Linked DNA regions of Homo sapiens: region 1 is linked to region 2. A link is a loop called in an ENCODE intact Hi-C map of the cell type or tissue named here. Cell type or tissue: GM12878. All regions are shown on one strand. Links, peaks and the distances in the headings refer to the core of each region. The heading gives the core; the rest is flanking DNA.

The links. Peaks named below come from ENCODE experiments on the same cell type or tissue, not always from the same donor. Only the 100,000 strongest peaks of a DNase experiment are listed, where the experiment ranks them.
Region 1: it touches region 2 in a loop (3-fold over the local background); 2 of 110 quality-filtered maps call a loop at or near these places.

The regions. Positions count from the first base shown.
Region 1 is chr2:147,077,272-147,093,715 of GRCh38, forward strand. No RefSeq gene overlaps it. Among named protein-coding and RNA genes, the nearest start is that of LINC01911, 250 kb to the left of the region's middle. In GM12878, for the core only: a CTCF peak has its summit at 5,785 (motif pointing right); a DNase peak (open chromatin) is centred at 5,810.
Region 2 is chr2:147,633,162-147,649,605 of GRCh38, forward strand. No RefSeq gene overlaps it. Among named protein-coding and RNA genes, the nearest start is that of ACVR2A, 200 kb to the right of the region's middle. RefSeq lists an enhancer at 2,614-2,823. In GM12878, for the core only: no CTCF peak of the experiment used is centred there; a DNase peak (open chromatin) is centred at 6,920; H3K4me3 peaks cover 768 bases; H3K27ac peaks cover 908 bases.

The DNA of each region.
Region 1 (16,444 bases), core at 4,842-7,341, 560 kb before region 2:
GGAGAAAACTAATATTTCAGATTCAAATATCGGAGAACTTAATATCAGTGCCAGAAAAGACCAAAGATCAAACCTGACTTGAAGGATAGTATATCCAAGAGTCCAGAACAAGGTGAAGTTGACATTAATGCAAAAATATTTCCTACAGGGAACAGTGCTAGTGAAGAGTCATTACTCAGTCATAATTCGAAATAACATCTGGCGTGTTGGGCCTCATTTATGAGATACCAAAAATGAGAAGTCAGAAAAGATTAAAGGGTCAGAGTGGTGCAAGGTGTACTACATGAACCATTTAGAAAATCCTGAGTACAATAATCAAAAAGAATGATAATGGCATGAAAACAGACACAAAGACCAATGGAACAAACTAGAGAACACAGAAATACATCCATACCCTTACAGCCAGCTCATTTTCAACAACGGCATCATGGACATACATTGGGAAAAGGACAGTCTCTTTAATAAATGGTGCTTGGAAAACTGGATAGCCATATGCAGAAGAAGAATACTACACGCCGATCTACAACCATACACAAAAATCAACTCAAAAATGGATTAATGACTTAAATGTAAGACTTGAAACTATAAAACCAGTAAAAGAAAACACTGAAGAAATGCTACAGGATATTGATGTGGGCAAAGACTTTTTGGGTAAGACCTCAAAAGCACAGGCAACAAAAGCAAAAGTAGACAAATGGGATTACATCAAGCTGAAAAGTTTCTGTATGGCAAAGGAAACAATCAACAGAGTGAAGAGATAACCTAGAGAATGGGAGAAAATATTTTCAAACTATTCAACTCACAAGGAATTAATAATCAGTATATATAAGGAACTCAAACAATTCAATAGAAAAAAAATAAAAATCTGATTTAAAAATGGGCAAAAGACCTAAATGGACATTTCTCAGAAGAAGACAAAGAAATGGCCAACAGGTGTATAAAAAATGTTCAACATCATCAATCACTGGAGAAATGCAAATCAAAACCACAGTGAGATATCATCTCACCTCAGTTAATATGGTTATTATCAAAAAGAAAAAAACTAACAAATGTTGGCAAGGATGATCTTACACTGTTGGTGGGAATGTAAAGTAGAACAGCAATTAGGGAAAACAGTATGGAAGTTCCTCAAAAACCTAAAAATAGAACTACCATTTGATCCAGCAATCCAATTACTGGGTAAATAGCCAGAATAAAGGAAATCAGTATATAGAAGAGATATCTACACTCTCATGTTTATTACAGCATTATGTACAATAACAAATATTTGGAATCAATCTAAATGTCCATCAACAGATGAATGGATAACGAAAATACGGTATATATACACAATGGAATATTACTCAGCCATAAAACAGAACAAAATCTTGTCATTTGCAGCAACATGGATGGAACTGGAGGTTATTATGTTAAGGAAATAAGCCAGGAAAGAAAGACAAATATTGTATGTCTCCACTCACATGTGAGAGCTGAAAAAGTGAATTTCATGGATGTAGACAGTAGAATGTTGGTTACCAAAGGCAGAGAAAAGAAGTGGAGAGGGAAAATGAAGTTGGTTAAGGGGTATAAAAATACAGTTAGATAAAAGGAAAAAGTTCTAGTATTTGATAGTATAGTAGGCAAAGTATAGTTAATAATTTATTATATATTTCAAAGTAACTAGAAGAATTGTAATGTTCCCAAAACAAGGAAATAATAACCATGTCAGGTGATTGATATTCCAGTTACCTTAATTTGATCATAATCATAACACATTGTATACAGGTATCAAAATATCACATGTTCCCCCAATATATGTACAACTATTATACATCAATAAAAATAAATGCATAAATCTGAAAGACAAGTACTAAAAAAATTCCTGACTAGCTTAGACCTTGAAGATACTCATTTCTAATTATAGTTGACACTTGGGCAATGTGCGGGTTAGGGGGACCAAATCCCTGTGCGGTGAAAAGTCCATGTGTAACTTTTGACTACTATTAGTAGTCAACTTTTAACTACTTAACTATTTACTGTTGACCAAAGTCATCAATAACATATACTGTGGGTTAACCAATGTTTTGTATGTTATCTGTACTATATATTGTATTCTCACAATAAAGTAAGCTAGAGAAAAGGAAATATTATTAAGGAAATCATAGAGAAGAGAAAATATATTTATAATTCACTAAGTGAAAATGCATCATCACAAAGGTCTTCATCCTCGTTGTCGTCACATTGAGAAGGCTGAGGAGGAGGCAGAAGAGGAGGGGTTGGTCTTGCTGTCTCAGAGTTGGCAGAGGTGACAGAGGTGGAGAAGATGGAAGGGGCAGCAAGAGAGGCAGGCACACTTGGTCTAACTTGTACTGAAAAATATCTGCATATAAGTGGACCTCTGCAGTTCAAACCCATGTTTTTCAAGGGTCAAGTGAATATGCTTTAAAATCTACCCAATTGGGCCAGGTGCAGTGGCTCACACCTGTAATCTCAGCACTTTGGGAGTCTGAGGCGGGTGGATCACCTCTTTGAGGTCAAGAGTTCAAAACCTGCCTGGCCAGCATGGCGAAACCCCATCTCTACCAAAAATACGAAAATTGGTCAGGCATGGTGGTGGGCACCTGTAATCCCAGCTACGTAGGAGGCTGAGGCAGGAGAATCACTTGAACCCAGGAGATGGAGGTTGCAGTGAGCCAAGATCGTGCCACTGCACTCCAGCCTGAGTGACAGAGCAAGACCCCATAGCAAAACCAAACAAAAAAAGTACCCAATTGTCCCATTTAAGTTTTAAAGAAAAAGATTAATAATTTAACCTTAGCTAGGCTACTTGCTAACTATTTCAATATGGTACTAAGTAAGCGATACTAAATCTCATATAATGGTCAACACAAGCACAGAATTCATTTATTTGATAAACATTAGCTCATTGATTTCTATATTTTACTAAGATTGTAATGCTTTGCCATCAGTGAACCCTAACCTCTATATAGAAGGATATCAATTTACAACAAATAGAATATGATGTGCAATACCTGTACTAATCATCTGAGGTGCCAAAGCTAACATTTATAATAAAACTGAAATAAGTGGCATCATATTCATTTATTCATTTGCCACTCATTTTCTGAAAACCTTTTACATATATAACTTGACATGGGATACAGCAGAACATTGTAAAGGAAAAAGACATAGTTCTTGCCTTTAAGATCACATTTAATGGGCAAGAAATGAATATAAAATATATAGATGTAACTACGTACATATTTGAGACAGGGTCTCACTCTGTCACCCAGGCTGGAGCACAGTGGTGTGATCATGGCTCACTGCAGCCTTGACCTCCTGGGCTCAAGTGATTCTCTCACCTCTGCCTCCCAAGTAGCTGAGAATACAGGCATGTGCCACCATGCTTAGCTAATTTTTGTATTTTTTGTAGGGAAGGGCTATGTAGCCCAGGCTGGTCTTGAACTCCTGGGCTCAAGTGATCCATCCATCTCAGCCTCTCAAAGTGCTGGGATTGCAGGTGAGAGCCACCGTGCCTGGCTGAAATATTTTAATAATGATAATAATAATGGTTAGAGCAGTCCCTTTAGCTAAAATGGCTCAACACTATTGTTTTCTCCTTCTTCAATGCCTGATGAAGCATGGGTGTCCACCCCCACAAAACACCAGGGACACCACGTATAAGGAGGTAGATCTGAACTTGCTAGCTCCTGCGGCACTGTAGAGTCCCAAACTGCTTCTTATAAATGCAGAAGAGTTGCTCTTTTGGCAGTCCTTAAATGAGAATAATAATTACCTATATTTACTGAAGACACCACATGCCCAATACTGTACTAAGTTCTCAATATGTATTGGGCTTTGGACAAGTAAGTGTTTCCTGAACTGAGGATCCAGTTCTGTGAAAGAAACATTGACTAAAGGATAAGTCAACATTGGCTATTAAGATGGGACATTTTGATCCGCAAGATGCTAATAAGTCATGAAAGGCATCGTTAGAAAGTGTCTGGGTCAGGCACTCATCTGCCTCAAGGCTAGGGAATGGTGTTCTCCCAGGCTCTGTGAGCCTATGAAAGGGGCAAACCAGGCACAGGGGCTCATGCCTGTAATCCGAGCACTTTGGGAGGCGGAGGCAGGCAGATCACCTGAGGTAGGTCAGGAGTTCAAGACCAGCCTGGCCAACATGATGAAACCCTGTCTCTACTAAAAACACAAAATTAACCAGGTGTGGTGGCGGACACCTGTAATCCCAGCTACTCAGGAGCCTGAGGCAGGAGAATCACTTGAACCTGGGAGGCAGAGGTTGCAGTGAGCCGAGATTGCACCACTGCACTCCAGCCTAGGTGACAGAATGAGACTCCGACTCAAAAAAAAAAAAAAAAAAGTGGGGGGGCAAACTGGCAAACCCATATTACTTAGATGAACTACATCTATAGAAATCATTCAAAATAGCGGGGTAGAGAGCAACAGACTCTGACGAGTAGAGGAAAAGTATGAAAACAACAACTTCAAATCTAAAATGTCCTTAGGAGGAAAAAAACACATTTTAATTGGGTTCATGCATAGCCAACATCTCTTATGTCTTTCATTATTCCTTATGTTTTCCTCAGGTTTGAATTCTAACAAAGTGCTAGCTGTTCCTTTTCTTTATTTGCCCAAGAAACATAAACGTGTCTTGATAATCACGTGAAAACACCTTTCAAACACTGTCCCTCTGAAGCCACTTGTCACTGGTGTGAGCTTGTCTCCAACTCGAGGGCTTGGAATATTAGAAACTGCGGTTTGACAAAATTGGACAGCTGCCTTTATCTCAGGGCTGTACAGGCAATGATTTGGCTATGGATTCAGTGAATTTTAGCCTTAGAACTACTTTGCCAGAAATAATAGAAAGATTGGACAATATCTGTGATTTAATACACTCCATTGCCATGTACAGCTAAAACAATCTATGCATATTAATTAAAGTATGAGAGCACTTATTTCTCAAAGGATTTGTGTTCCAAATGATTCCAGTGACTGTGGGATTTACTGCTGTATTCTCATTGTGTTGCCTTGGATTATGAGAAACCTACAATCACAAATGGTGGCTCTTAGAGCTAGGTCATATCTGGACCATGGATGTATTTATGGGTGTGAACAAACACTTACAAAATAAGGAAATGTACAGAAGAGTACAGATTTTGGACTTTCGTTGGGCATTATTGCTCGACAACAACCAGCTGTTGCTGATTATCACTCATTGAACCCAGGGAGTATGATTTCCACTTTGCCAAGACAGCCTACTTACTCCACCACATTGTCTTCCCTTTTAACTTAAATTACCTCCGTACCCATGTTTGCATTTGAGCCTACAATTCAAGGTGTAGATTCTGACATAAAATTCATGACATTTACAGTTTTTGAATGTGGTAAACACGTTGAAAATTAAATTACATTGTACCTGTAGCATAGACGTGACAAAGAAATACAGCAGAAACTTGGAAATGAATACTTACTTTAAAAAAAAAAACCTGGAGTATTCTGGATCTTGGTTTGGCAAATCATATGAGTTCACTCCATTGTCTGTTACTAAATGCACTATGAATGGATACATTGTATTTTAATACATTTGCATGGTGAAATCATAATACCCTAGGCATGTTTGAATTGTGTACACTATACAACTGAGAGCCAATTCCCCCAAGCCATTACATTTAGAGGCTGGTATCTGATCTACTGCATTCTATAGCTTTCATCTATTCTGCATTGATCTGTGCTGAAGAATTTGAAGCTCTTGTCCTCCAAAGCAAGCTGCAGTTTGCATTGTTTCCATTAGATGGCGCAGAAGATTTTTGAGGTACCAAACAAACAAGACCTTCAGAGAGTTCTGCATGTCAACTATGGTGTAAACACCAGCAATTTCAGCTCCACCATGCACATCTTTGTAGAAGGAATCTAATTTAAAGTATTTCCAGGGAGGAGTTATTTTATAACTTATGAACCATTTTTCCTAAATGTACTAATAAGGAGACTATTTCTTTCATAACTGAATTCTACTGTTTTGTGGTTTATTACCCTATTCCTTTCCAAACTTGAGAAAAATAAATAGTTAGACCAAGTATTGCAAAAGATATTGGGGGAGGACACTTATGCAACAGTGAGCCAGATTCAAAGCTAACGCTCAGGATATACGAACCAAATATTTCTTAAAACTTTCCAGTTTTCTATACTTACCAGTTTGCTGTCAGTCCATTACTAGTCATTTTTGTCCAACTGCCTTCTGAGGCTTTTTACTCCCACTAACACTTTATCCTTTTGATAATTTAAGATGGAAAACAGTTTTCAATATCTTGAATACATCCAAATCTAGTCATATCTATGTTCTTCTCTTAATTCAGGTGCCAACCATTCTGACCATTACACACACTCATTTGTGTTTTTCACGGCTTCAGGGTTTGAAGGGCTTTTGGCATTGTTGTTGTTGTTTTAGATTCTAGGGGAAAGTGTCCCACATTAATTTCATTGGAACTTAAAAAAAAAATCAAGAGAGCCCTGCATTTGGTTTTGGTCCATACGTGGAGAACGAATTTGAGACAGAACCATTAAGACGTGTGTTGACCTGGCTTGGATATTATTAATTCTTCACTTTGCATGTGTTGAAAGACTTGGGAGTCCCACAAGACTTCATGCACTGGCCAAAATGCAAGTCAATGTTTTACATAAACAGGAAGAAAATTTGCTACCAGAGCACAGAGCTCAGCACATTTGAACTAAATTCTGTTGAGCTGATAGTAGAAGTGCATGATATTTATAAATTGCCCATATTGTCTAATGTCAGTAATTAACCCAATTGCTTTCCTAAGTGGCCATTTCTATTATTCTTTTCTATACAGTAGTCTAAATGTTAATGCTTCAAAGTCAGGCCCTTCTTGGAAAGCCACAACTTGAACTTAACATACAGCCCTGGTGACAGTGCTAAAAACTAGACTGCTTCAACCATCTCTTCATGGAGAACTGAGCACAGGAAACAAAAGGAAATTATAAGAAAAAAAATGGAGGCAGAGGGGCTACATTTAACTCTGAGTCATTTCCATTTCTTTTAAGGTAGCTTATCAGTGATAAAGAATATGAAGTTCTTGTTTATACACTAGGCAGTCCCCTTTCAAAAGAAATGAAGTTATTCTAAGGTGAATTAAGGACTCAAGGTAAAATATCATGAAAAAATAGTGCAGTGAACAATGAGTCATTGTTCCAGAGCATGTCTTGGATACAGAACAATTAGAAATAAGGGGACTGCAAACTTAGCTGAGAGGTGGCTCACTGGAATTGTAAAAACAGAAGGAGCAAACTCCATGAGAAAGTTATAACATAACTTTAATTTGTGTAAGCCTGCGGATATTAGAACTCTCTTACGACAATGACAAAAGCAGATTTCACTGAGCACAATTAACATAGCCTATCAGTTTAAAGGAACTGAAAATATAACATTAAAGAAATAAGACTAGGAGAAAGAAGACTATTAACATTCTTCCTGAGCACTGAACAGGGCATCAGGAGATCTAGGTTCAGTTCTTATTCTTACTTACATTGCATTAAAATTAGTCTCACTGAAGGCTTCTTTTATTGATTCTGTTTACAGTCTAATATACAGCTGAAGAACAGGTACACAGCATGGTGGCTTTTCTGTCCTTTAGGAAGCTATCAGCAATTTTGTTTCCATTATCCTTCCTTCAAATTCATAGCATGTGAGTACATGTGCACGTGCGCATGCGCGCGCACACACACACACACACACACACACACACACACACACACCGCTATACTGAGAACTCACTTCTCTTGCACAGCATGGATATTCCGGGCTCATCTTTCTAAAATTCTTTGAGCTTTTGATTTTTTATTTTAACAATACTTGATCATTGTGATTGAATACTTTTGACCACATACTATCTGAATAGCATGTGTTCACTTCTAGGTAATAAAAGCTGCGAACTTGATATGACAACAGCACTCACACCAATCCAACAAAACAAAACAATATATCAAAAAATAAAAATACTGATTTCCAAGGAAATGAGCAAGAAGCAAAAAGGCAGGAGTATCAACATAAGTAACGCAAAGTTTGAAAATAAACGATTACTTTGTTATGGGAACCAAGCAATCTAATTTTCACATTTAGTCAATTTGTTATTATTTTCTGTTTAAATCTGAAAAAAAAATGGATTTGATTGGATCAACAAAACCAGGTATTGCTCTTTATCTCTCATTCTAAATTATTTGGTAGATTCTGCTCTTTTTTCGTTCTGGGTTGAAAAACTAATTGTGGAGGGAGAAATTTGGGAGAAAAACTAATCTTTTTCTTGGTTGGTGGAAGGAAATCTCTTGGATAAGAAAGGTATTGTTACCAACCCCATTTGGGTTTGGGTTTTGCTATGAATTGTCTTGCTTAGTACTGGAGATAGGTTTGGACTGCTAGGAAGCACCATCACCTCTGATCTCATTTGTGAACTGTGGTGAAAAGGTGGAAAAGAGCCAGACAGAAGCTCAACTTTTTGGAGAAGAGCAAAGTAGTGACAATAGCACAGTTTTCCTTTTGCTATTAAAGAAAATATCTCCAATTATTTTTTGAGAAACACTTATGTCATACATGTTATAACTGGGTATTCTGGAAGAAATAAAAAGATTATCTATGGGTTTAGAAATCTCTGGATACACCATATCCCTCTATGAGATTCTGAGATTCACAATGTACATTCACATAGTAAAGATCCTGAGAAAAGCTACTGCAAAGAACCCTGGTTAACGGAATGCCTCCAGACTGAATTGGCCAACTAATATCCAACATGATATCTGAGTAACACTGGCTTGAGGCATTAAGGAGGAAGTTGACAAGGTTAAAATGTTAAAAGTTAATTATCTAAAGAATAGTTTTCAATTTAAAAATTGTAAGTAGGTTCTAAGGACAAATCTACTTTCCCTCCATCAGTTCTAATCCTGCATTAGGCAATACTTAGGAGAGCATATAGCAACCACCACAAAATACGGGAAATGGATTTGACTATCCTCTGAGTCCTTGACAAATGATTTCCGTTGGAAAAAAATAGTCACAGTTCAATTTGTTGTCATAAGATAAAGTATAAAAAATAATTTTACTATCAGAACTGAAATTTGTTTCAAACTTCTGGAAGACTCCCTTTTCCATATTTTTGTACTTATTTCTGTGGGTCTTCATCATCACACCCATTACTAAGCTTTCTTTAAAGGAAAGGAATTTTAACTGCCATTAAATCTTACTTTAAAGACGTCTGTGTTTGTGTTACCTTCTTCATAGGTATGTGTACTTTAAGTATTTTATCAGTTATTGTAAACTAAATATTTCTCTCCCTCATAAAGAAGTGTTTTGAAGTAGAAAGAACACATATGGGTCTACTATCAATCTAATTTATTTTTATTTTATAATTTCCTTTTAATATAAAGTTAAGTCATATCTTATTTCTTATAGTTCATAATTTAAAAGAAATGGACTTATGCCATAAATAAGAAATTTTTGTATGGAATGTGTACAGTTCATATGTGTAAAGGTGCATACTCTCATGAAGTGACATTGACAGTAAATGAACAAGGTTGTCATAAATAGATTTTTACCTAGTGAGAAAACTTGCCTAGACAAGCTTTGGCAGCTTGTTCAAATATGTGTATGAGTGACACAGATTTCTCAATTCACCTCTCTGGATTACTTCAGGGCAAATTGTCGGGTGGATGTGCAACAGGAGATCAAGATTATCGATTATCTTTTGTTTTTATTTTCAGCTAGTACTAGCACATTTGAGATTTTTCATTCACCATTTTGCAAAATCTGCTGTGGAAGTGAGGAGAAATATATCAGGTAGAAAGATGGATGCAGGACAAATGCAAGGACACAGGATGAATTGAATAGCTCAAAACATAAAAGCCCACATAGAAGGTGGGCATGGCAATTCATGCCTGTAATCCCAGCACTTTGGGAGGGCTAGGAGGGAGGATTTCTTGAGCCCAGGAGCTCGAGACCAGCCTGGGCAACATGGCAAGACTCCATCTCTACAATAAATACAAAAATTAGCTGAGCGCGTTGGCACACGCCTGTAGTCCTAGGTATTTGGGAGGCCGAGGTGGGAGGATCACCTGAGCCCAGAAGGTTGAGGCTGCAGTGAGCCATGACAGAGTGAGGCCCTGTCTCAAAAAAGAGAAAAAGACCAGCTAGAAATGCAGCCCCTCAAATGAGAAGTCTGCCAAAGAGTTTATTCTCCTCAGTAGTTCATCTTCATTTCTCAACAACTTTCTCTGAATAATCACTTGGGAATCATTGTGTAAAGAAAAAAGTATGTCACTTACAAACAAAATTCATGATCAAAGAAGAAAGCAAGTACTAAAAAGAATGAGCCAAATAAATATGTGAGATTCTATCTCACAGCATTGTTTACTCAGAGAAAAGTTGCTCTCGGGAGGGAATTACAACTTGGATTCTGATACTAGATGAAGCAAAATGTTAAAAGGGGCATACAGTCCTAGCTAGTCCTGGGCAACATGGAGCAGTAAGAGATGTGTATTTTCTACTCTGATCTTTCCCTTGGCCTTCTGCAATTTAGAGATGTTAGTTGCAAGCAACAGAAAACCCAACCCAGACGAATTTAATTTTACAAAGAATAAAAAACTTACTGATTCATTTACTGGAGTCCAGGGGCACAACAGACTTCACTCGGAGGCCAAACAGTGCTCAGGATGCTATTTCTGCATTTTTGTTGTCTCCACTCCACATCCTTGATGCTTGATGCTGGCCCTAATCGCAAGCAGGTTCTCACTCTGTGGTCCTAAAATGACTGCTGGCAACAATGGGACTGCATGCTTCTTTGTTTCTATTTGCAAAGAAGAGAGGAGTCTATGTTCCAGAATCTCAGCAAAATCCTCTAGGTTCACTCCAGCTTGACTAATTTAGATCATGGACAAATATCCTTGGACCAATTCAGGACAATGTAATATGATGAGCTGATTGACAGGGGCCTGAGTTATGGACCCACTCTGAAACCATTCACTGTGGTCATAAGTAGGTAACAGAGGAGTCTATACTCCAACACTGTCAGCAAAATCCTCTAGGTTCCTCTAACTGGACTGACTTAGAACATGGACCAATAACCTTGGACCAATTCAGGGCAGTGTAATATGATGAGCTGATTGACAGGGGACTGAGTTATGGACCACTCCTAAACCATTCACTGTGGTCATAAGTAAGTAGTTTTCAGATTGGCCTAATACAATCAAGGTCCATCCCTGGAAGTAGGGGTGGATTCAGTCCCACCCAAACCATATGACTAAGGGTAAAATCTGTACATGGGGTCTGTAGAAGGTAGGTGTTGCTAAAACAAATAAAAATTCTGTATTAGGAAGAAGGAGAGACAGTGTTGGGCAGCAAGCCAAGGATGTCCATTGTAGAGTCTCTTTCTAGATCCCCAATCCTTGACCCCAGTTATCCAGCTAGAATCCCATTTCAAGAAGCCTTAAATTCAGTTAGCCTCTTGATTCACCTGAATCGATTTAATTAAGAAATAACTCAGAACTCACTTGAAGGCCCACTTGAACGGGCAGGGGGGATGAATTCTTTTGGAAACTTGTTTGTCTACATATGCATATGTGTGTATATATATACACACACACACATACATACATATGCATATATGCATATATCTATATCTATCTATCTATATACACAGTATCTATAATTAGGTGGGTGTATTACTGAGGGTTTTCTACAGGGACAGAACGAATAGGATATATGTACATATGAAAGGGAGTTTATTAAAGAGAATTGGCTCACGTGATCACAAGGTGAAAGTCCACCACAGGCTGTCTGCAAGCTGAGGAAGAAAGAAGCCAGTAGTGGCTCAGTTTGAGTTCCAAAGCCTCAAAAGTAGGGAAGCCCACAGTGCAGCCTTCAGTCTGTGGTGGAAGGCCCAGGAGCCCCCTGCAAACCACTGGTGTAAATCCAAGAGTCCAGAAGCTGAGGAACCTGGGGTCTGATGTCCAAAGGCAGGAGGAATAGAAGAAATCATCCAGCATGGGAGAAAAATGAGAGCCAGAAGACCCAGCAAGCCGGCTGATCCCACCTTCTTCCACCTGCTTTGTTCTAGTTGCACTGACAGCCGATTAGATGGTGCCCATCCACATTGAGAGTGTGTCTTCCTCTCCCAGTTCACTAACTCAAATGTTAATCTCCTATAACAACACCCTCACAGACACACTCAGCAACAATACTTTACCAGCTATCTAGGTATCCTTCAATTCAATCAAGTTGACATCTAATATTAACCATCACAATGGGTTTATCAAAACAGTAGTATATAGCTTCTACAACTAAAGGACAATAAATTATAACAAGGCCACTTTAAATGTAAGATAATAATTTATATAAAATCTGGATGTATCAGTTTTTGTCGTTGCCATAACAAATCACAATATTAGCAGCTTAAAACAACACCCGCTTATTAGATCACAGGTCAGAATTCTAGCCTGTATAGCTGGATTCTCATTTAGAATCTCACTGACATACAATTAAGGTATCAGCGGCTGTGGGTTTTATCCAGAGCTTAGGATCCTCTTCCAAGTCCATTGGTTATCGACAGAATTTAGTTCCTTGTGGTTGTAGGACCAAGGTCCTCATTTTCCTGACATATGGCCCCCCTCATCTTGAAACTAATATTGAAACTAATCTTAAATGGACATTGAATCTTTTCTATACATTGAATCTCTGTGACTTCCTTCTCTGTTTTTGAGGTTCATGTGATTATATTCGGTCCACAGGCATAATCCAGGATACTCCCTGTTTTAAGATTCACTCTTTAGTAAGCATAATTACATCTGCAAACTTGCAAACTTGCCATGTTACATGACCACAGGTATAACACCAAGGAGTGAAGACCATGGGGGCCAAAATTCTGCCCCCCACAGTGGATAAATCTTATTTTTCACACTGGTGAAATCAAGTAGAAATAGAGGAAGCCTATCATAGGGAGGAACCCAAATGTGAGTTTTTCAGCTTTCATTTTGGTAAATAACATTCTTATATCTATTGATATACGTACATACATATGTAAATTACAGAAAGATAAAAGATGCTGAGACTTTTCATTTGTTCTGATTTAGGCTTATAAAACCTCTGTTCTGCAACCTCGGAATCAGTAATAAGGACACCTTTGAAAGAATCTGCCTGCATTTATCTTGTGTTTCTTTTTTGTCAGACAGTACAAAGAAAATTAAGGTTTTTCTTCTTCGCTATACATATAATACTCAGAAGTGAAAGCTAAATTAACTTGTCAGAATCGTGGCATCTCTTTTCCTGAGCTGCTGTATCCACCTTCCCAAAAGATTTGAAAAAGAAAGAATAAGCCTCCCAACACCTTAACTGGCGGAACAGCACATACACAGCAATCCTGCCCTCTAACATTGCTTCCTGTCATTACTGGTGGTGTTTTTATCCATCTGGGTGAGCACACGCTTTCACCATTTGTCAAGAAATGTCTACAGTGCAGAACATCAATTGTTCCATAAGGTAGGGCCCATCAGGTTGCAAAGAGGAAGCAAAGCAGAGTGGCTAATTACCATGTACCAAATTCATCTTTTTCAGGAAGACAAAAAAAAAATTAAAAGAGGCAAAGTAGTTGGCAATTCTAGTGTCGCCTGTAAGTTAATTTTCACTTTCCCACTACTGGCTTGTTAGTATTCTACTGTCTAAGAAAGTGATGTTCCCAGAAGCATCTCAAACATTGGAGCAGATCCTCTCAATGTGTAAGCTTTCCCTTGGGTCTAAATTATTTACCTTTGAAAGCTGCATAAACTCCTTCCAGAGGCTAAGAGACTGAGTGTAAATTGCAAAGTGCTTCTTTCACTTACTAAGTATAATTCGAGGGATTTGATGTACTTCTACCTACTGAAAAAGACTGACATTCACTTTCTTAAGCCTCCTCTTCCTCCCCCTGCAAATACACACACTAGAGCTTAGCTTTTCTAGCTAAGTTACACTTCGTGTACAATCCCATACCTGCCTGTTAACTCCTTTATTTTGGAATGCCATGGATTTGATTTTTCCAGTACTTACTTGCTTGTGTTGCTGAATTATTTGGTAAAGTTCCTTACTTTGCCCTATGCCAGTGTTTTCCATCTTTCCAACTGAACCCACAAAATGCACAGAAATAGAGATCACACTTTTTATTACTAATTATTGTCAATTAATGTAATTGGATCAATCATTGTTTTAGCATCTTTTTAAAATAAAAGACAAAATCACTGAATTATGAGTTCTAACGTTCTTCATAAAAAATTAGTAAGAAAACTGGAGAAGCCACTTCCTCATTATGAATTCATAGTTTTTGAATGTCTTCTGGGTTTCAGATACTCCTCCAGATTCCCTTGGCTTCTACTTTATCCAGCTAAACCATTGTTTAACCTGTTCAGCTAGTTTCATTTTTTTGTCTTCTAGACTGTTAAATCAGCCCACATTCTGCTCTAAAAAGTAAATTCTCCTGTAAAAATGGCTTACTTGCTTGTCTGGCTTTGCACTAGAAGGAACCTTATGGTTTATCAGATGTATAAAATACCTCCTTCCAAAGGATAAATTCTTCCTTAGAGCAACATTTTATCATGATTTCAGCAGTAGGAAGAGAGGAAAGAACAATGAGTATCAAAAAACCTGGAGAGAGGTTCATGTCTTAGTAGGAAAGAAATATTAGCTAATTTATAAAATAATTTGGGTTTATATTTCATTTTTTGCAGTTTATATTACATAGAAAGGAAATCTATGGCCGGGTGTGGTGGCTCAGGCCTGTAATCCCAGCACTTTGGGAGGCCAAGGCAGGTGGATCACAAGGTCAAGAGATCGAGACCATCCTGGCCAACATGGTGAAACCCCGTCTGTACTAAAAATACAAAAATTAGCTGGGCATGGTGGCGGGTGCCTGTAGTCCCAGCTACTCACTTGGGAGGCTGAGGCAGGAGAATCACTTGAACACAGGAGGTGGAGGTTGCAGTGAGCCAAGATGACGCCACTGCTCTCGAGCCTGGAGACAGGGCAAGACTCCGTCTCAAAAAAAAGAAAAGAGGAAATCTTGGCTAACTTAAGAGGGACCACACAAACAGATTGTCTTCTGAAAGGCTACCTATAAGTTTATGTGTTGGTAGGTTCAATAAGCTACTATACGCAGGGCATAGTACACTATGTTGGTGGAAAGCAAAGTTGACACATTTTTTCTTTGGAATGTAGCATTTCATTTATCTATGTACATTTTTAAGTGAAAGTTTCATAACAAGAGGGGCTTCTGTATCATGATTGAAAGTGTCAACACATGAAAATATTTACTTTATCATTTATCTTTGCCACAACAATGTTATGTAATAAGCAAACACAAACCTCAGGGACACCCACACCATTCAGTTTTGTTCAGGAGTCTGTGGGCTGGCTGGGTGGTTCTAAATTGGCTGATGTGGACTGAGCTTACGCATGTGTCTGTGATCAGGTACAGGTTGGCTAGGAGTTGGCCAGTTAAGGAAGGCCTCAGTTGGGCTGACTAACTCTGTTCCATTTGGTCTCTTGCCCTCCAGCAGACAGGCCTGGCTTATTCTCATGGTGGATATAAATGTCCAAGAACAGCAGAGGCACACAAAGATTCTTGAGGTTTAAGGTCAGAATCAGCACATCATCATTTCTGCCATATCCTGTTGGCCAAAGCAAACCATGAGGCCATCTCAGTTTAAGGGTGAAGAAAGAAATCATGTTCTGATGAGAGGAAATGCAAAGTCACTTTGCAAGAGGTGAATATATGGGAGTGCGGGGAATAATTGTAATCATTTTTTGCAGTCAATCTGCCATACCAATCTCCTGACATTCTTGAAGCAATTCAAACACATTTTCCTTTACTACATCAAATGAGGTAAAAAAAATATTTAATTTAAACAAATAATTCATCATGACTAAAGAAAAAAATGCCATACATTTGCCAGTGGGTCATGTTTGGTACACAATGCTAGCCTAATTTTCTCTTTTCCTAACATAAATAAATTTCAAAACCTCATGAAGTTCGACCAAGTAAGATTTTTGCATCTTACTTACCACTACATGTCTGTGTCTTGTTCATTTGTTTTTGAAGCTAATAGCAACAAAATCTTCATGGAGGGGAAATAAAAACATTGTTTCTATAAGATATGTATATATACATCCTCCTCTAACTAAAGGTAGTAATACCTAAGTCTGTCTTGACTTTCAGTGAGTCTTGGGACTAACCATATAACTGCATCTGCTCATAAACTCCAGGGCTATTCTATATAATTGCAGGCTTACAGACCCCTACTCCTGTTCCCTATTGAGAAATTCTATTCCCTATTCTCATTATAAAAAGTGCACAAAAATCTTAAATTACTGAGTCCCACATTTATTTCTACATGTGTAACTAATTAGACTTAGCATGAT
Region 2 (16,444 bases), core at 5,450-7,949:
CCTCCTTCTTCCTCCCTCCCTCTCTTCCTCTCTCCCTTGAATTATTCCTATCACTATAAAACATGATTTAGAACCTCTTACCCTATAAAAAATGGTTAACAATCACAACTTAAACATATGAATCACATGCCTACCATCTACCAATCGGTCCATTCCTTTGTTTGCTTTTACAATTTCTCTACACATAGCTTCTTTACTTTTTCACTCGGCATTCATTCCTTCTTCAATCCTCTGCAATTTAGCATCTAGCTCCACTAATTTGCTCATTTTAACTCACCAACAATCTTCTCTGTGCCAAAGTCAACAAAAATCTTCTCACCTCATTCACCTCTCAATAGTAGTCAACATATTTACCAATTTCTCTCTTCTTAACTCTCTTCCTTCTCTTGGCTTCCAGCACTCCACACTCTTTTGCTTTTGTTCTTACCTCATTGGTCACTCATTCTCAGTCCTCTTCCATAACCTCTCTTTTACTCAGCCTCCAAATTATGGAGTGCCCAGGAGCTCAGTGCTGGACTCTCCTCTTACTATCTACACCCATTCCCTACATGATCTCATCTATTCTCATTGCTTTAAATATTGTCTGTCCACCAATGACTCCTTGTTTTACCTCCAGGCTTAACATCTACTTGGGGCCCAAGACTCTGTCTTGATATCTTAATTTTGAAATATAATATGAACACTAAACTTACATATACTGAACTACTAGTTGTCCTCCAATTCCCTCTCTTCATTCTACTCCAATCCTCCCTCTCTCAGTGAATGGCACTATCCATTAAACTTAGGCCAAAAATGTAGACATCATTTTAATATCCACCCACATTCAATCTGTCAGTAAATTCTCTACATTATATGAGCAAAACATATCTCAAATACATCCAATTCTCTCCACCACCATTGCTGCCACCCTAAACCAAGCCACCGAAATCTCTTTCCTAGAATATTGCACTAGCTCCTAAGTGGCCTTCCTGCATCCAAGCTTGGCCTTCTTTCATAGCAAACAGTTATCTTTTAAAAACATAAATAACATCACATCACTCTCCTCCTTAAAATATTGCAATGACCTCCTATTTTACCTAATATAAAAATCAAGCTTCTTACTATAGCTATAACATCAGGCTGTTGCCTCTCTCATCTCAGTCAGTACCACAGCTGACTCCCTGCAAGCACCTTCCTCAGGCCACTTTGGTTTCATTTTGTTCCTCACACAAGCCAAGCTCCTTGATCTTAGGGCTTTTACTATTCCCTCTTTCAGGATCACTGTCTCCTAGATTTTAATCTGGTTGACTCTTCCTCATGCTTCAGCTTTTTAACTACAAATGTTATCTTCTCAGAGATGTCTTTTTTGACCACCCTGTCTAAAACACCCTGAATAAAAAGGCACTCTCTATCTTACCACTTTGGTAAGAATTATCATAATCTAAAATCTTCCTAATTTTGTTTTCATTTGTTTACTTGTTTGTTATCTGTCTCCAGCTTCACCTCCTAATGTTCCCTCAACTAGAACAGAAACTTTAAAAGAATAAGAAACGTATCTGTATTTTTCTGTGATTTATTCCTAGCATCTAAGACTAATGCTTAGCATTCTGCAAAAAACATTTGTCAAAAAAATTAAATGAATGGGAAACCCATCTATGAGACTGCATGGGTTACAGAAACATACAACTCCAAAATCTCAGTGGGATAAAGCCACATTGATGTGCATCTTATAAATGCTATAGGGCTCAGTTCATCGTGATTCTTCAGGGAAAGTGACTGACAGAAGCTTTCTCACAACATTTGTGTCCATGAAGATCACCACACCAGTCAGAAGACAAGATGTGGCTAAGTGGATGCAGCTGTTATGGTTCCCAGCAAGAAGTGATGCATATCAAGTTTGCTTGCTTCAACCAAAACAAATTATTTGGCCAGGCCTAACTTGAAAGAGGGTTGGAAAGTATTATCCTACATGAACCCAGAAGAAGGAAGAATGGAAGTACTTGGTTAGCAGCATTTAGGACTTTCACATTTACTTTCAACTGGAAGATTTCTTCCATTAGCGGAAAAAAAAAAACAATGGAAATATTTGGTCATATGCACTTTTGGCTTCTACATGCTGTATAGTAGATGCACCTGACAGCAATAACTTAACTTAAGCACACCCTGAGAATGACCCTGTATGGCAGAAACACCTGACAGCTATAACTTAAGCATACCCTGAGAATGACCCTATGGTCTAAGAAGAACATGTGTTTGGAGTTCCAAGCTAAGGAATCTGAGAGTGGCCAACCCAGAGACTCGCTTCTTATCCATGAGGAACATCAGAACTCCCAGGCCATCCCATGGAATGCAGGCCATACAGGGGATGAAGGCCCTTTGTTTTTGGTTAAATGAAGGTTGCCAGGTGGAGGTTGCTAGGGGGAGGGTGCTAAGTAAATATTCTATATAAATTGCATGCTTTTTACAAGTGATTGCAGTTCTTCTCTCCAGCCTGCTGCCACTACACCGCCCTGTATGTAAATTCCCTCAATTAACCCCATGTCTTGTTCGCTGACTCCAGGTTTCTTCTTCAGCCTCTTGAACATGGTGCCATCCCTATTGAAGTAAATAGGGATTCAGCCTGACACATTCACCTTGTACTTCACATTTTCTTCTACTGAGTCAGTCTAATGTAACCTCTCTGAATACCTCTAGCACTTGTTTCTATAATCCTCACTTCATGTAATTGTTCAGTCATCTGTCTCCCTGTCTACATTCAAATAAGGAAGGCAGAGACCAGATCTATTTTTTCCATTGTATTCTGAAAACCTAGCACAGTACCTTTCAGTTTTATTTTTATTTTGAGACAGAGTCTCGCTCTGTTGCCCAGGCTGGAGTGCAGTGGTACAATCTCGGCTCACTGCAACCTCACCTCCCAGGCTCAGCTATTCTTTTGCCTCAGCCTCCTGAGTAGCTGGGACTACAGGCATGTGCCACCACACCCAGCTAATTTTTTTGTGTGTGTTTTTAGTAGAGATGGGGTTTCATAATTTTGACCAGGCTGATCTTCAACTCCTGACCTCAGGTGATCCACCTGCCTCTGACTCCCAAAGTGCTGGGATTATAGGTGTGAGCCACCGCACCCAGCCTCAGTACCTTTCACATAGCAGATTCTGAACAAACATTTGTGGTAGGAATGTCTTGTAGCTTTTCGTGTGTGTGTGTGTGTGTGTTTATCTGCACAATTAGACTGGATATTCCTCTAACACAGTACATAAAGACAAGAATTTATATTCCACATATCTTCCAGCTGACTCATCCGGGAGATATTCACATATTGGCAGGAATATGGGAAGGAATTGTTGAACTAAACCGATTAGTTGTATTGGGGCTACTCGTCTAGGTGTGAAATGCAAAACACCCCTATTAAAAAGGTGCTCTCAAAGCCCCCAGCACCAACATCTTATGAACACAAACAGAAGACGCACATTGCCGTCCCTGGCCTCCTGCAATAGATCACTGTCAGTTTTCTTTAGTAGGGAAAAACCAACAGATGATTGTGTGGATTTTCTTGGTTCTTTTGCTGGTCAGTCTGTGTCTGGAAGTGAAACTCCCCTTTCCACAGGATTTCATCATAGCAGTAACCACAAGGCTCGAATTTTGGTCATTGACAGTGCTGCAGCTCAGCTGTGTATCCTAATGTGGAAAAAAAAAAAAAAAACAAACCTGTGTTCCACTCCCTTATGCTCCCTTTTCTTATAGCGCCAAATCCTAAAATGATGTTAAGATTAAAATTGGTTCCTTCTTGAGCAGAGTCATCCTGTGTGATGACAGATCTTTCTCTAAGACCTTTACTGCATGAGAGAATACTACAATGTCATTGAGATTTTTACATTCAGGAAATATCCTTTGGCTACCAGGTGGTTTCTTTTTCTACTGACAAGTTCAAAGTACAGATATTCGGACATCTTCCCTGCTGCAATGCTGTCGAGCTCACTTTAGACAAAATGCAGTTTCAGTTGACTGAGTACTTCCTTAATCTTCCAAATCACACAAGTAATATAAGAAATCAGTGTGGCATACTAGAAAGAGAGAGGCCTTCTTGAATTCCACAGCCTATTATGGGCAAGTTACTTAACCTGAATTTCAGCTTCCTCGTCAAAAAAATGAGGATAATAATACCTGCCTCACAGCATAGGAAGTGTTCATCTGTGTTCCTGGCACACAAGGGATATTCAATAAATGTTTGTTGTTTTCTAACAGCTGCTTTAACTGTTAAACAAGGTACCAATTTAAAGTCCCTTCAAATAAAATCACCTCACAATCACAGAGTTGTTTGAGCTAATGAACACAAGCTCCCACAGCAGGGATGGGCAACATTCATTCTGTGCATGAATGTTGGCCAACAGCATCTATGCTGGGACGTGCAACTGTGCTATACTCTGATTTTTTCAACTTCCCCATGTTTTCATCTCAGATATATAGCTTTTCTAAAATGTATCATGGTTTTACATTGTGATTGGGAGTGTATATAGGTATAACTTGTTTCTATAAAGAACAATTTAGCAATATCTATCAAAATATTTAATGCACAATTCTTTGAACCAGCAATTCTACTTCTAGGAATTTAGTCTATAGATATGCTACCACATACACAATATGAAATATGTAGGAAAACACACATTCTATTATTGTTCATAAATAGCAAAAGATGGAGAACAATCTAATTAATGCCCATTAATAGAGGAGTAGTCAAACAAATGATGGTATGCACATATAGAGGAATACTGTGAATGAAGCAACTATAAATACTGCCAGAAAACAGTCTCCAAGGTGTCATTCAGCAAAAAGAACAAGATGCAGAGCAAAGTCTATGATATGCTGTCATTTGAAGTAAAAAATGATGTGCACATATATGGTGTAAACATACAACATCCCTAGAAGGACACAGAGGAGACTGATAATGTTGGTTGTGTCTGGGATGGAGAAACAGGTAGCTTTGGCAAAGGGTATAAGAATAGTTATTTTTCACAGAATAACACCTTATAACACTTTGAATTTTGTACTACGCACATGTTGTTTATTTTCAAAAATTATGTTACCTAAAGTTCTCTTTAATCCTATGATAAAGCAATGATTAATCCGGAAAGCGGAAGATAGAGAAAACTCTATAATGCTTTATTTTTTAAAGCAAGATATTCATGATACTTGCAATTATTTTAAAATAACAGAAAAAAAGAAAAATGATGGGAGGAGTAAAAAGAAAGCAACTACAAAGGAAAAGATAGTTGGTTAAATCATTGTCACTTCCACACCACACTGACTGTCCATCAATCAACAAACATTTATTGAGTAGTATTGAGTCCTTGATGTTCTGTTGGACACAGTGAGAGGGAAAAATGCAGAATAGATAGAGGGTCCCTGGGTCTCCCCTCAAGGGGTTCGTAGTCTGATTGGATGAATGAGACTGACAGGTGAAATAGTGAACAGTGTCCAACAGCAAAGAAGTATCATGAAACAGGAAGGCTGATCTGCTGGAAGAGGCTTGATAAGGAGAAATTTGCTGAGTCTCTGCAACTGAGATAATGATGACTGTGGGGACAAGTTATGGCTCCTCTTCTCTCCATTTCCTTGTCTCTAAAATGGAATCTCCTCTCACAGGGATGCTGTCAGGATGAATGAGGCAAAGTTTGTGCTTATGTAACGTCTTTCTTCTGGGAACTCAGAGTGCTTTGTAAAGTATTCTTATTAATATTCATAGGATGGTTTATATATTTTCCTACCTTCACTTTGGAAGTGGCACATCTATACCTAAACACTCCAGTTCTTCTCTCACTCTTTCTCAACATCACTCTCTTTTTTTGCACCAAAATAGTGCAGGTTCAAGCTTTAAAGTCTTGATGGTTTTATATATAGCTCAGGGCTAATGACATCACACAGCTTGCCTGCCAGAGAACCCACCTGTACATTCTAAAATTTCTACAGTATCCATTGTATCCATATGCATGATAAACCTGAGCACATGGTAAGAGATCAAACAAATATGTAACCAGGGGAAAAACCGTAACCGAGACTGTTCTCCAAGAAGGGTGACTCCCAATATTACTAAGGGGCTTGCAAGTCTAGAACAGAGGCTGAGCCCCATCTCCCTCTGCTGCCCTATTCTGCATAACAGGGATAATTTGGGGTTGGGGTGGAAGACAGGGAATATGGGAAGAGAGAGGAGGTGCTAGCAGAGAAAATGGGAAGGAGAATGGAGCCAGGAGAGAGCAGGAGGTCATGCAGAGTAGGAGAAAACTCTTTCCCAGATTCCTCCTCCCCAGGTACGGCAAAGTCCTGCTACAGCTTACAAAACACCAGGAGTGCATGGATTTCATAGGAAACTGGGCTGAGTTTGCACCCAGAGAGATGGGAGTGGTAAAGCAGACAAGCTGTGTAGTCTGGGAAATTACAGAAATCATGGGAGGTTTCTGGACTTTCCATGTCTTGGGACTGACTAGGATCCAAGTTAATCAGACCAAATCTCTGACAGAGAAAGGGATTTGGCTGACAAGTGGATATACAGTAGATATAGGATGTCTATTTATGCCTGTTATTTAAGCATGTATGCAAAAATTAAAGTTTTTAAAAAGTAAACTTTTTGCTTTGGAAAAATGGCCCCGTTCAGCTCTTTTCTTGGACCAAGTGGAGAATGTGAGGCAGAGAAGTGAACAGACATCCTCCCAATACCACAACCAAGGTTGGAACCCAGTCTCCTACCTTCCAGGCAGGTGCTGGCTCTGTGTAACTAACTCAAGCAGCCTCACAATGCAACTTTCTTATGTCTGCTCTGTTTGGATGTGGAGAACAGTGCTGGCTGAAGCCTTCCACTGGAGAGGTAGTAGGAGGGCTGCCTACTCATATCACACTACCTGTTTGGCCCTAGGCCAGTATCACAAAACAAAACTTCTTGCAGCAACTGAGAAGAAACAATTTGCATAACTTAAAACTATGTTGGAGTGTTGTGCTTCACGTCTGAGCAGCATAAGTCTTGAGCTTTAAATAGCCCGACCCTAACATATATTTAAGAGAAATGTTCTAAAGGCTGTGTTACATAAAGTAGAGCACTTAGTGACACCAAAGCAAAGTGCAAGGTCCCCTTTCTTGCAAATTGACAGAAGGCAGTATCAGTGAGGCAGCTGGGAGGAAAACCTTCCTGTGATATGAAATGCAATAGAGGTCAACCCTCCTTATAATTTGAAGAGTCCTACAGTATTCTATCAGCTCCAAATATCTCCTACCCTGGTCTGTGCTGGTCTTACCAGCCCTCTGACAGAGCCACCATAAGGTCACTCCTTTGGATTAGACAACAAAAGAAGAGTCATAATTCCTGGAAGGACACTTAGGAATGCCTAAATGTGCCACAGGTACAAAGGAAGAGCCTTAGTTGGTGGAGGGAAGTGGTAGACAACACTTTTCTCCTTTCAACCTTCTCCCCCTTAACATACAGGCCCAGCTGAGTTTCCATTACTCTCTTTGATTTCCTATTAGTTGCTTCACAGTTTAGAAAGCATGGAAGACCAAGTTGTGCACCAGAATTATCTATGGAACTTTTATAAAATATGCATTCCTAAAGTCCACTCCAAACTTATCCAGTCAGAATTTAGAAAGGGGTGGAGGTTTGAACAGGTATTTTTGAAAATGCTCCCAAAGGCATCCTGATACAAACCCCTGTCTACCAACTACTGGAGGAAGGGTGGGATGTAGGTCAAGGTCAGGGTTGGGAACGCGGTATCCTGAAGACCTGGTGACTGGAGAAATAAGGCAGCTGGGAAGAATAGGGCCCAACCACTGCTCCCCAGGGCAAGTCCCTGATATGAATGAGCACAGTGCTGAAAGACAACCCCTGTAAAAAGAGGCTGAGAATTCCAGACCATGCTAAGAATCAGTGCCCCAGCGTGGACTGCCTGAAACAAATAAGAAATTTAATCAGTGCATACTGCCTTATGTGTCTGCATTTGTTTCTGTATTCAATTTAATATTTATTAGATACTGAATACTAGGCACAAAGTCAGCTGCTGGGGATAGAATATTGAGCAAAACCAGACACAATTCCTGCCCTCATGGAGCTTCCATTCTAATAGGGAAGGCAAAGGATTAAATAACTAATTACAACTAAATGCAATGAGTAGTTTGTTAGGGGAAGTAGAGCATGTATAGGAACACGTAATGAGCAAACTAAACTTGTCTAAGGGTAATCAAGGAGGGCTTCTGGAGCAAGTCTTCCTTAAGTGGAGACCAGAGGGATAATTGAATATTGACCCCATCTACAGAATAGAGGATGAATCCAGAAGCCTCAGTGGTTCTCAGCCTACTCTGGACATTAGAATCACCTGGGAAAATTTCTAAACTCCCAGCTGCATCCCACACAAGTTAAATAATAATCTCTAGGGTGGGACCCAAACATCAATAATTTTTAAAGTTCTCCAGGTGACTCTAATGTGCAGCCAAGGAAGAGAACTACTGGTTTAGAAAGAGGAATTTCCATAAAAGGGACTAAGAGAAATTCAGAGCACTGAATGCAGGTGAGAGAATGACAAGGGATGAAGTGGAGAGACCAGATCATGTAAGCCATACTAAAGCATTCATATTTTATCTTAAAGTTGTCAGACTCTTTTCAGCAGGGGAATATGAAGTGACTCATACTTAGTATGGTCACTCTGGCTATGGTCATGAGAAAGGAATAAAGGAGGAGAGATGAAGGTAGTGACGTCATTAGGAGGCTGTTGCAAGAATCTAGGCAAGAGATGGTGGCAGCTTGGACTAGGGTGCTGACGGAGAGTTGGAAAGATGTGGAGAAATGTGCATCCACCTGCAAAAGGAAGAATCAATAGGATATGGTGATTGGTTGGATATGAGGGGTGAGGGAGAATGAAGAGTCAAGAGTGACGTCCAGGTTTTCACTTGAACAGCTGGGTGAACTTGGAACTCTACCAAGATAGGGATTCATAGTCCTGCAAAGACCACTCTCCTGCAAAGAGACCACCTGTGCTCTTCCAAGCACATGGGTATTCCAACTGGATTTCACCAGGCCCTAAGGAAGTCTCACCTACTTCCAAGGTAACCCCAAATTGAAAAGATCTGAGGGTGAAGAAATTATGAAAAAGGGCTGGAAAGTCAAATAAACGGAGAATAAATGTGTTTGCACTGAAGGGAAACTGATCCTAAAACTTTGTCTTTAGAAACACAAAATGTGCTCTTTTGTTTCTGATCATAAAGCTGTGGTTCTATTTAGTAGCAAGCTGAAGGACTTTTGGACCACACCCAGGCATTAGTGGCAATAGGATGCTTTTGCCTAGAAATGCCACTCTGGGAGACGCAGCCAGCTTGGTTACCCACAAATCATGTCTTCTAACGCAGAGGCCTCCGTCAGTTAGCCAGCAAGCCCTCTCATCTCCAGAATAACCTTCTATTTAGATGCTCTACAGCCCCTCCCCTGCCTCCAACAAGGAGCATGGTCTTTCCAAGTGTAGAGAGCAAGACCACACCCATCAGCTCCATCATTCTTCCACATGAGGGGTAGCGTAGGGTTAGTTACTGACACGGGTGCAGGGGCACTGTACAATTGGGAAACACTGTGGGCCCTGGGCCATATTTTAGCCACAGAAAACCTAGAAGTACCAGGCCCTCCTTTGCAAAACTCTTTTTGTAGGAGGTTCCCCTATATTCAAGTTCAACAGCGGCTTGAATGATTAACCTCAGTAAACAGCTGTGTTTGGTATCATAAAGCACCTAAAGCTACAGTTATTAACTACTAGAATGAAATTGTTAAGCAATTGTGTTCATTTCCTAGGGTTGCCATAATAAATTACCACAAACTTGGAAGCTAAAAATAACAAATGTATTTCCTCACAGAAATACATTCTGTGAGGCCAAAAGTCCGAAATCAAGGTGCCAGCAGGGTTAGTTCCTTCTGGAGACTCTAAGAGAGAATCTGACCATGACGCTCCCAGAGTCTGATGGTTGCAGGCAATCCTTGGGCTTCCTTGGTTTGAAGATGGATTATTCCAATCTCTGACTCTGTCTTCACATGGCATACTTCTCTGTGTATCTGTGTCCCCTCCTCTTCTAGAAGGATATCAATTATTGGACTTGGGGCCAACTCTAATCCAGTAAGATCTTAGCTCAATTCTTAACTAATTACATCAGAAAAGACTCAATTTCCAAATAAATGCTCAGTTTGAGGTTCCAGATGCACATAAATTTTGAGGGGACACTATTCAACCTGCTAGGGCAATATATCAAATTTTGATGTTACTGAATGGACAGTAACCAACTACAATGTAGTTTAACTAATGGCTAAACCCAACTACATATGCAAGGTCTAAACTTTTTTCTAAATATATGTCATTCCTTCTCATGCCAGGAATCAAACATGGAATTTCAAATGTTCCTGTAGTGTTTACTTCTGGGGCTGGGGCAACCCCCACCCCTCCCCTGGCCTCCTGTCCTTTTCCCAGTTAGTCCTTTTTAATGAATTACCCCAGCCATCATCACTTTTCTTTCCTTGCCCTAAATCCCAACCTCAAATAAACAAAACACAGCTAAGCTTAGGGCCTAAACATTTCTGAACTAATCAAATGAAATAGATTGCCTTGGTCTTCCACTTCTCATATTATTTAAAGAATATTAACATCTTTTTTTTTTTTTTTTTTTTTTAGTAAAGGGATTTGAAGACTTGTAGGGGTCATGGGACCTCTTGGGTAAGAAGAGTATTCAGGGTTAAAAAGTTTGGGAATCTGCTTTAGAAATTGTGACCCCACTGTGGTAAGATCTTTGGATACAGGTAACAATATTATCTGAAGCTATTCTGGTTTAAGATGTTTAAGTAGCCTAATATATCACAGTCTGTATTAAATGTAATACATTAAAACACACCTCAACACAAGACTATAAATGAAACAAAGATGTCTTAGAGGAATCGTTTAGCTGTGCTTCTTACAGCCTAAATGTAAACTCCGCTTTAGTCTAAAAGCATTAAAATCATAATAATGAAATTTTGCCATTAAGAGCCAGAAAGCACTTTTCTTTTTAAAAAGACAGATGCATTAAAATTTAATTATTGTCTCCCTACCTGATTATCAGACAAGAATAAAGCACATTTGAGGGGAAAATATATATATGTTCACCCAGCACAGGAATATTTTTAAAGACTCTTCAAAGAGATGTTCCCCAATACCCACCCCAAGTGGAAAAAAAACGTAAATGACTAGATATAGATGGGCAGAAACAGGAGAGCCAGTGTACCAAGTGCATAAGCAAACAGATGCAAATCAGGTGCTTAGGAAAGGATTGTGGGTTTTTAATCCTGTGTCTGTGCCCACTGTCTGAACAGCCTGAATCATGTATGTGCATTTCACTCAGTACTGCCCCATCAGAGGGTTCCTTAATCCACATTTTTAACTTCTTCAACATAGGTAAGTGGAGATTCCTTCCTGGAGTGTGAAAGCTCGCAGCAGCAGGAACACAGCATATCTCATCTCTAATTTATGACTGACTAACTGAAACTCCTCACTGTCAGCAAACTCTGCCGTGTTTACTGGTTTGACAGCATACACACATATGGCAGAAGCCAGATGGACCTTCTCCCCCAGCTTCGAGCTAAGGGTGCTTCATTAGGAAAGAGATGCAGCCAGTCTTTGAGATCTTTGAACAAGGCTTTCCAGCATGACAAGAAAGAAGTCAGTCAGCAATCAGGAAAGAAAAGACCCTCCCCTAGGCGAGAGATTTGGACAGAAGAGAATTTATAGTTGCCCAGTTGAAGCCTATCAAGTTTTAAAGAACAAATGGCCTGTCCTCCCATCCACAGAAGTTGGGCAGCTGCTTCCAAAGAAATAGTTGTTATGAAATTTGCATTTTATCTACCCAGACAAGGATATATAGGACAATAAATCTACTTCCTAAGCTCTGATTAATAGTTTACAGTGTCAAAAAGTTCTGGAAACTCCAAGAAAACAGCAGTGTCTTTTACAGTTTCCTAATACAACAAAATATTATTCATAAGTTATAAAATAAAATACAACCTACTGAACCCAGCTGCTTTATTCTAAAACTTCAAGAAAAAACAACAACAACAACAACAACAACAACAAACCCACCCATTTTCTTTAGTTTCTCAAACTGTTTTGTTTTTGTTTTCTTTTTTCCTGGCATGTGATGTCCTCTGTACCTTTTCTTATTTCTCAGCCTGAGTCCTTTTTCTCACTATTCTCTGGACTCCAAATTTTAGGATGTGTCTCAGGAGTGTGGTTCTAGATTCACATCAGAGTCTTTATTATTCACATTTAAACCATCTGGAACAGAGATCTCTGCAAAGTGAGATCTTTCCCTTCCCCAAACCCAGAAACAAGGATTTCTTGGGTGGTAAAGGATAATAAGAAGAATTGAGGGAGAATGAATCCTTACCAAGGGAACACATTGCCTTCGTCTCTAAACTGTCAAACTAAGATGGGCATAGCAGCACAACTTTGTAATCCCAGCTACTCAGGAGGCTGAGGTGGGAGGATCACTTGAGACCAGAAGTTCAATACTACCCTGGGCAACATAGTGAGACCCCTCTCTGTAAAAAAGAAAGAAAGTTTAAAAATGTAAAAAAAAAAATTAATAAACTATCAAACTTCTGATTCCAATAAATCCATTAATTCCACTTGTCTCAGGACATAGTTCTAAACTGAAAAATGTCTGTCCCAGGGGTGTGAGGGAGGTTCATGGCTTAGGGAAATAGCCCTTTCTCCAATACATGGTAGATTTTTTTGGAAATCTAGAAGCCCCTCCACCACCTCCAAGGCCTTTCTGGTGATTAAGCTCTAATGAATGGAAGCAGTAAGAAGAAATTGGCAGACTGTTGAGAACTACCTCTATATACACCCTACAATTAGTTCAAACTGACTCAAAATTTTCCTTCCTCTCAGAGCGGCAAAAAATTACATATTGCTACAGAATGGGCTATAGAAGCAACTAACAATTTTCTCAACATTCTACAATGTAGAAAAAAAAAGTTTATTTCTCAAGAACAGTCTTGTAACTGAATGCCAGAATATATAGGGCCACATCTGACCTCTGCCATTCTAGGAAGAGTGATTAGATCTAATGCTTTTTGTAGGCACATCAGGACTCCAGGTTGAGTGTAAGGCATTAACCTCCTTTTTGAATGTTATTTCACAGCACTAAAGAGAAGCACCAAACTGTGAGTGGATTTCAGCCTGGTTCTCTTCCCCTTGCTAATGGGAAACTTTGATATGATTTGAAACACCGTGGTCATTGTTGGTGAAACTCCATGGAACCAAAGCACCTTCAACAATGAAGCAGCAGCTGAACAGAGTGCTCCAGGACAGGACTGCCTGGGGTCCTCAGGGCACTGTATTTTACACTGGGCCAGAATACCATACTTCTCAAAGGGTTCCACAGCCAGACATTTGTACCTCAGAAAAAATGGTGAAATAGCCATTTTTTTAAAGTTATTATTAGTCCCCTTTTACAGATTAAAAACACTGAGGACCAGAGAGTTACATGATGATATGCACCCACCTGGTTAGTGGTAGGCACAGAATAAATTCTACGGTTTTTATACCCAAAAATCTAATATCCTTTTACAGAGGATTTCTCCTGATTAAGTGAATACCACATTGTTTAAAGGCCTAATATTCACTGAATGGGATTAAGAAACCAATGGATTGGAAAACATAGGCTACGTTTGATTACGGTTTAGAGCATCTAAATGTAATAAAAACATCTCAGAGTAAGGGGAGGGGAAAATAAAATAAAGCCAGAAGAGCCAAGTTTACCACTCAGCAAACATACTCCTGAATCTCTCCATGGTTTGCACCTCAGACAGCCCCAGTCCATGAGAATGGAAGTGAAAAGAAAATGCAAATTCAGCTGCATGTTACATCCACAGTAAATGCAAAGACAAATTAAGAATTAAAGACAAATGCAAATTACCCTGCTCATAAAAGAAACCTATACAAAAGACAGGGAATGAAAAGGCTCTGACAGTTATGGATGAATCTCTGAAGAGGCGCACAGCGACCGTATTTCGAAATTCAAGTCTTTTAAAAACTGGTTAGAAGAATGAGAACAGCTGCTGCAAAGAAGGGAGGGAAACTGCTGCTAACAGTAAACCAAGCTACAGAGTAAAACTGAGAATTGTGTCCTTATTGTCAAGGTGAGGATAAAAAGCAACAAAGGGCTGAAGCCAAAAGAATTCTCTCACCAGAAACTCAATGGCAGACTTTAAAAGCTAAGCCCCTGGCAAGCCTTAGGCTGGGGGAGATGGAGACGGGAAGAGAACAAAATAAAGAGGCAAGGTAGAAAAAGAGGCGAGTGTTGGAAGAGAGAGAAAAACCACGGGATGTCAGATGGCGGAAAGGGCTATAGAAGTCAGGGGTCATTTATGAACTCAAATGACTGACAGGTCAGGCAGGTAATGGAGATCTTGATGACTCGGCTTGGGGAGACAGGAGCTGTGGGAAACTGCCTAAAGGCACTCAAATTCACTCCTTTTAAAAAAGATTTAGACATCGGCATAGAGTGTGTCTACACATCATCAGTTTATGTCCTTTATAATTGAGTCCTTTGGTGCATCTTCTGTTTTAAATGTTAGTTGAATGAGTCAATTGAATAAACAAACCCCTCATTTTACAGATGAAGAAACTGAGACTCCAAAAGATTAAGTGGCTTTTCTGAATTCACTCAATTAGATAAAAGGAGTTATCACTCAGGACTAGTCCCTGACCCTCATTTCAGGGATCCTTCACTGATGCTACAATGTCTCCACAAGAAGAAAAAGAATGTCTCCACCAGAGAGCAGAAGACAGAGATTAACAGCTGCCACAGGTAGCACCTGGGAGACTTCATGGGCAGCCTGCCACCCCTGTGCTGGAGTGAAGCATTCAGACTTTGGTTTTTCGTCAAAGGCCTGCAGGGACCAAGGAGACAACATATATGAACAAAGTGGTCCTCAGCAAACCTATGGTAAACTAGAGAGTACATGTTCCACCCGAGGGTCAACTCTACCAGTCCCCGCCAATCAAGAACAAGTGGGAATATGCACTAATCCTTTCTAGAACCTATTTTTCAAGAAAGTCCAGAAATCTGTATTTTTATTTGAAACATTCTCATTTTAAAATGTGGCAACTAATTCATTTTTAAACACATGAGAGCCAAACAAAATATCACTTTCAGGTCAAAGGTGGCCTGATCACTGCCATGCTGACAAACTCTGACTTTAGTCATGGCTGCCATTTTACAACAAGATGTAGCATATTTGTTCTAAAACACTCCACCCCTTCAGCTGTTTAGAACCTTGAGATCTAAAAATGTTATTTTTATTAAAGGATCAAATATATAAAGCCTGTGTTATTGTTGAAACAAGTGCCTTCAATGAGGCCACAGCATTTATATGCTTGTGTATCACATTTCCTGAAGGTTCATGTTCTCTTGATCTCTGGATGGCATTAACTTGTGTTTATTTTTCTTATCTACCTGCGGTTAGGAAGGTTGTCAAAATGAGACGTTATGACTTTTTCCTTTCTAGAATTTATAAAATATTTACCGACTTCACATGGCAACTTATTCAGTCAGGTTTAGGCCTTGAGTAGTTACACAAGCAAGACAATGAAACCTTGAGCCCAGTCTTTGTAAAAGTACACTTTTATGTAATAAGATTGGATTAGAAAATGAAAACTTGTAGCATTTACTATGACCCAGACTGAAAGAATTTCAAAGTTTCCATCCAACAGATAGCAACTTGTCTTTTAGAACAGCTTATTTATTTAATTTCGGGAAAAAAACATTCTCTTATGAAGCTATTAGAAAACTACTTTCATGAATTATCTAAGAAGTAGAATTCAAGTTGTTTATAAGGCAAAATCAGCCCCTGAAGAATGATGTCCATACAATGAGCTTAGCCCTCAGAGAGGAAAAGCTGTAATTTAAACCTGTAGGAATGCAGTTTAGCTTAAGGTGCCTGCCCCTTTCTCCTCACAAAATCCTAGGCTGTGGAAAATAAAAGTGGTAAATGTTATATAAATAGTGCATGACATTTGCAAAGGTTAAGAAGAGTCTCTTTACCCCTTTTCTTCTTTTACCAAGTATTATATGTGAGCAGTGAACCCCAAGGTTTCAGTATTCAGGTACAAGCCTGCAGGTCAGATTACTGGTGATACAGAGCTAGATCAGGAATTTCCACCCTGTTTGTTCCTTGGAAGAAAGCAAGGAAGATTGTGCACAAACACAGCCCAAGCAAGGGCGAGGTGGCATTCTGCCAAGGGGTCCTAGCGCTGCTGAATTTGCACAAAGCAAACTTGGCTTTGCCTGTAGTTTCCATAAGGAATACGGGCACAATTTAGAGGCACTGCTTTACAAAACAAGCTCCACGCCATCTATTTGTGGCTAGTCTCTGATTCTTTTTTTCTTTAATCCTCCTTTTCAAGTGGCTAAACAAAGA